Linked DNA regions of Homo sapiens: region 2 is linked to region 1. A link is an interaction called in ENCODE POLR2A ChIA-PET data of the cell type or tissue named here. Cell type or tissue: PC-9. All regions are shown on one strand. Links, peaks and the distances in the headings refer to the core of each region. The heading gives the core; the rest is flanking DNA.

Region 1 (2,910 bases), core at 257-2,756:
GGGTGAACGATCTCTGGTGGGAAGTTATCAGTGACAACCTCATAAACTTCTCTGGTCCCAGCCCATCTTTAGGCAAGACTATAATGAAATTAGCCACTTAACAACTAAAAAAATAAAAAAGAGACCCAGTGCGGTGGCTTATACCTGTAATCCCAGCACTGAGGGAGGCTGAGGCAAGAGGATCACTTGAGCCCAGGAGTTCCAGACCAACCTGGGCAACATAGAGACTCCATTTCTAAAAACAACAGGTCCTGTTTTTATTTGGGTGATTTAATTCAAAAATTCCTGAAAAAAGGTCTCTTGAAATCACCAAAACTGCTTGTTATTTGAAAGCTTAGAGAACTCTTAAAAGTTGTTTCTTTCAAGAGACAGGGCCTCATTCTGGTTGCCCAGGCTGGAGGGCAGTGGCACAATCAGATCACTATATCCTCAAATTCCTGGGCTCAAGGGATCTTCCCACCTCAGCCTTCTGTGAAGCTAGGACTTACAGTTGCATGCCACCATGCTTAGCTAATTTTTTTTTTTTTGGTAGAGATAGACTCTCAACCAATTTTGCCCAGACTGATCTCGAACTTCTGGCCTTGAGCAATCCTGCCTTGGCCTCCCAAAGCATTGGGATTACAGGCATGAGCCACCATGCCCAGCTACAGTTGTTTTTTAATACAGGATTTAGTCTCTGGAAAGTAAAGCTAATTTTGGAAACAGCCAAAGGTGACATAGTAACAGGTATGAAAGCCTGTTGAAGGCAGGTTAACTAGATATCGGTGTCAGTTCAATTAGATATATTGCATTTTATTGGACAAAAGCTGTGCTCTAATTTTAAATAGGTATCCTTAGACACTAAATCTCAAGCAGTTGACCAGAGCCCTTTAATTACTCAAAATTTAAGAATATAAGCTCTTAGCCGGGCGTGGTGGCTCACGCCTGTAGTCCCAGCACTTTGGGAGGCCGAAGCGGGCTGATCACAATGTCAGGAGATCGAGACCATCCTGGCTAACACAGTGAAACCCCATCTCTACTAAAAATAACAAAAAACTAGCCTGGCGTGGTGCGGGCGCCTGTAGTCCCAGCTACTTGGGAGGCTGAGGCAGGAGAACGGCGTGAACCTGGGAGGCGGAGCTTGCAGTGAGCCGAGATCACGCCACTGCACTCCAGCCTGGGTGACAGAGCAAGACTCCGTCTCAGGAAAAAAAAAAAAAAAAAAAAAAAAAAAAATATATATATATATATATACTCTTATTTGGGTGCAGTAGCTCACACCTGTAATCCCAGCACCTTGGGAGGCTAAGGCAGGTGGATCACCTGAGGTCAGGAGTTCAAGACCAGCTTGGCCAAAATGGTGAAACCCCGTCTGTACTAAAAATGCAAAAATTAGCTGGGCGTTGGTTATGGGTGCCTGTAATCCTGGCTATTTGGGAAGCTGAGGTGGGAGAATCACCTGAACCCAGGAGGTGCAGGTTGCAGTGAGCTGAGATTGCACTACTACACTCCAACATGGGCGACAGAGCAAGACTCTTTCTCCAAAATTTAAAAAAAAAAAAAAAAAAAAAATATATATATATATATACAAAAATTAGCCAGGTGTGGTGACGCACACTTGTAGTCCCAGCTACTTGGGAGGCTGAGGTACAAGAATCACTTGAACCCAGGAGGCAGAGGTTGCCGTGAGCCGAGATCATGCCACTGCACTCCTGGGCAACAGAGCAAGACTCTGTCTCAAAAAAAAAAAAAAAAAAAAAAAAACCCAGCAAACTCTTATTCTGAAATCCTGGATTTAAACCAGCTGAATGAGTGGTTTTCCACCCACTGATTCAGGAACAACCTTGGCTTTCACGGCAACAGATTTTAACTGTGTTAAATTTAAAGTCAGATTACATTAATTCAGGTTTTCTCATGGATGTTTTCAGTTACCTAACCAGCTGGAAAAACTAAAAGTGTTTTTTGTTTTTGTTTTTCACATTTTGATGGTTTAGGCTACATTTTGTTGCTGTTTTAGAAATGTTTTCACATCAGCTAAATAACTTTATTGTCTTAACTAAGGACCGAAGCAGGTCAAAAGTTCTTGTAAAGAGAAGGGAAGCTTTACCTTTGCTTGCCAGAAGTTCATCTCAAAAGATCACAGGCTTCTGACCTAAAGAACCAATCTTGTTGAAACACATGGGTGACTGTCCATGTGTTTTCAGTTGGCTATTCTCTTTCGACACAAAATTGACCTAGAATACACTGTTGAGCCCTACCTGGATCAGCTCTTCAGATGGAGCCTGAGATCACCGAGGCGCTTGGTTCTCAACATAATGGGCAGAGTGTTACGTGTCTGCTGTGGAGTATTAGTAAGCTTGGGTCACTTTTCATTTTGGTTGGTTCCCTGCCTGCTAGTGAGATCATGTAATGACAAGACCCAAATCCCCTCAAGTCTTAGGAATGCCTTGTCTTAAATCCTGATTCACAGAAAGGCACATACCTCTTAACAGGCAGTCACACTTCAGCCAGTTTGATAAATGTAATTTTTTTTTTTTTAAAGAAAACACAGAACAAGTCCTAAATCAGACAAATTGCACAAAAGAGAGAGAAGAAAATTGTAAGCTTCCTGGGAGAGGAAGAGATGTCCATGAGAAAACCAACTGGGATGAGCCTACAAAAGCATGTCCCTCTCTCTCCTAATTTACTTAGTCTCAACTGAGCCCAACAGGAGCTGGCCTCTGTCCCAGCTGCAGGATGCTCCCAAGGCAGTGTCCAAGAGCCTGGAAGGCAGCTTTTATCAGCAGGTTCAGTACAGCAGGAAAAGCCATCCTGGCAAAGAGTCCAGTGGTCCTATTAGCGTAGGCTGCTGCTGCTGCTGGCCTGGGAGCTGCCCATACCTGGGTGGTCTGGACTATGTCGATTCTGGGGGAGAAAGAAGCAGGGTAAGAA
Region 2 (2,910 bases), core at 277-2,776, 82 kb after region 1:
ACTTGGGAGGCTGAAGCAGGAGAATTGCTTGAACCTGGGAGGTGGAGGTTGCAGTGAGCCGAGATGACGGCATTGCATCTGGGCGACAGAGCAAGACTCCATCTCAAAAACAAACAAACAAACAAAAAAAAACGTGGAACATCAAGTGGAGGTAGGGCGGGGTACTTAGACTTTGGACTCTGGTATAAGCACTGATAAGAAGCCATAGAAAGGCCGGGCTCACGCCTGTAATCCCAGCACTTTGGAAGGCCGCGGCGGGTGGATCACGAGGTCAGGAGATCGAGACCATCCTGGCTAACACGGTGAAACCCCGTCTCTACTAAAAATACAAAAAATTAGCCGGGCGTGTTGGCGGGCGCCTGTGGTCCCAGCTACTGGGGAGGCTGAGGCAGGAGAATGCTGTGAACCCGGGAGGCGGAGCTTGCAGTGAGCCGAGATCGCGCCACTGCACTCCATCCTGGGTGACAGAGCGAGACTCCATCTCAAAATAAAAAAAAAGCCATAGAAAATCTTGACAAAATATATTTCTTTGATTTAGAAACAAAATGGCAAGTTTGTTTGTGGTTGAACCGGAATATTTCTTCAAATTTGGGGTCAGGTGCCAGTTAAGGCAAATAAATGCCTTTTAGGTATCTGAAGGGCCCCTTTCTGGCTTGAATGTTATGTAATACAGTTCTGTAGTGTTACAGGTGCTATATTTTGTTGATTAGTATTCTGCAGTAGGAGGCTTGGTATGCTATTTATTTATTTATTTACGTATTTATTTTTGAGACAGGGTCTTACTCTGTCGCCCAGGTGGCAATGTAGTGATTGTGGCTCACTGTGGTCTGGACCTCCTAGACTCAAGCAATTCTCCCACCTCAGCCTCCTGAGTAGCTGGGACTACAGTGTGCACCACCATGCCCAGTTAATTTTTGTAATTTTTTTGTAGAGGTGGGGTTTTGCCATGTTGCCCAGGCTGATCTTTAAACTCCTGGGCTCAAGTGATCTGCCCACCTTGGCCTCCCAAAGTGCTGGGATTACAGGTGTGAGCCACTTTGCCCAGCCCAGTGTGCTTTTGAAAAAAGCCCTTTGCATTCCCTAGAATGGCTGGGCACAGTGGCTCATGCCAGTAATCCCTGCACTTTGGGAGGCCAAGGCAAGAGGATTGCTTGAGCCCACGAGGTCCATGCTGTAGTGAGCTGTGATCACACCACTGCACTCTAGCCAGGGCGACAAGAGCTAGATCCTGTCTCAAAAAAAAAAAAAAAAAATTCCCTAGAACGACATGGAAATGGAGTTTTGCCTGTCATTGTTTTTAGATGGAGAGCATAAATTTGTGACACTCGTTTTGTTGTTGTTGTTTTTGAGACAGAGTCTTACTCTGTCATCCAGGCTGGAGTGCAGTGGCACAATCTCGGCACACTGAAACTTTTGTCTCTTGAGTTCAAGTGATTCTCCTGCCTCAGCCTCCTGAATAGCTGGGATTACAGGTGTGTGCCAACATGCCCGGCTAATTTTTTTGTATTTTAAGTAGAGATGGGGTTTCACCATGTTGACCAGGCTGGTTTCGAACTCCTGAACTCAAGTGATCCTCCCATCTCAGCCTCCTAAAGTGCTGTGATTACAGGCATGAGCCGTGGTGCCCGGCCATGACATTGGTTTTGATTTTATAATGAATAAATAGGAAGAAAGGAGGAGAGCTGCCTTTGAGACTGGCTCTGAAGACAAAATTATTTTTGCAAAAACCCAAAGATTGGTGAACTTCAGAGTTCACATAGGCTATGGTTTTATATATATTAGCTCATTAAAACTAAACCATGAAGAGTAATAGAAATGGAAGCTTACAGGGGTTATAACTTTTCCAAGGTCTCCTAGCTAGTTTTTGGAGGAGCCAAGACTTGGACCCCCAGTCTTTTGACCCCTAATCTGGAGTTTTATTTTGTTTTTCCCTCTAAAAGTGAATAATTCCTGTAGTTTTCAGGTCTGCTGCAAATGAAAGAGGGGAGCCTGGGGAGGCTGGTTTACAAACTTCAAAAACTCCACCAACCACACCCAAGCTCTAGTCCCTGTAGTAGTAACAATATTACTGGCTTTCTGTGCGTCAAGACATTTTTCTAAGCACTTTACATGAAATGCCTCATTTAATCTTCACAACCACCCTGTGTATTTTTATTCCTCCATTTTACAAAAAAGGAAGCTGCAGTTTCGAGTGGTTGATACTTTGCCCAAAGTCATATAGCTAATAAGGATAGATCTTATACTTAAACCCAGGCAGATAACAAAGCCTATACACTTAACCTCTTAAGAATCATAATTCCAAATTGTATTTCTTTAGTCAGTTTACAGTAGAAGAAATCATTCCAGGGACTGTGCTATTGGTAGGTGATTTTTTTGTGTGTGTGTGTGTGTGGGGTACTGAGTCTAGCTCTGTCACCCATGCTGGAGTGCAGCGGCATGATCTCGGCTCACTGCAACCTCCGCCTCCCGGGTTCAAGTGATTCTCCTGCCTCAGCCTCCTGAGTAGCTGGGATTACAGGTGTGCACCACCAAGCCTGGCTAATTTTTTATTTTTAGTAGAGACGGGGTTTCACCATGTTGGTCAGGCCGGTCTCAAACCCCTGACCTTGTGATCCGCTCACCTCGGCCTCCCAAAGTGCTGGGATTACAGGCTTGAGCCACCACGCCCGGCCGGTAAGTGATTTTTTTGTTTTTTGGACCTCCTATCTGGTTAGCACTGTCTAGTTGTTTGGTCCTTCTGGGTATTTGATTTAATTTAACTTCTTTTGGTTGGGAGTTCTTACAGACGAGACTGAGTTTTTATCATTATCATTGCTTGGATGAAGGATCTTTACTATGGACTATGGACTCTGGGTAATAGCAGGAATATCTTTCTAGTGTGGGTGGGATCCAGTAATGTAGGACTTAATG

Evidence for each region. Peaks named below come from ENCODE experiments on the same cell type or tissue, not always from the same donor. Only the 100,000 strongest peaks of a DNase experiment are listed, where the experiment ranks them.
Region 2: POLR2A ChIA-PET joins it to region 1 with 9 read pairs; 18 of 35 experiments call an interaction of 5 or more read pairs at or near these places.

The regions. Positions count from the first base shown.
Region 1 is chr11:57,701,224-57,704,133 of GRCh38, forward strand. MED19 (mediator complex subunit 19) reads right to left here. Exons shown (of 5, transcript NM_001317078.4): 5 at 2,487-2,883. The coding sequence ends at 2,815. Among named protein-coding and RNA genes, the nearest start is that of MED19, 9.5 kb to the right of the region's middle. In PC-9, for the core only: no CTCF peak of the experiment used is centred there; no DNase peak of the experiment used is centred there.
Region 2 is chr11:57,783,175-57,786,084 of GRCh38, forward strand. All of the region lies in intron 1 of CTNND1 (catenin delta 1), which reads left to right. All of the region lies in intron 2 of TMX2-CTNND1 (TMX2-CTNND1 readthrough (NMD candidate)), which reads left to right. Among named protein-coding and RNA genes, the nearest start is that of CTNND1, 23 kb to the left of the region's middle. RefSeq lists an enhancer at 1,082-1,582. In PC-9, for the core only: no CTCF peak of the experiment used is centred there; no DNase peak of the experiment used is centred there; H3K27ac peaks cover 905 bases.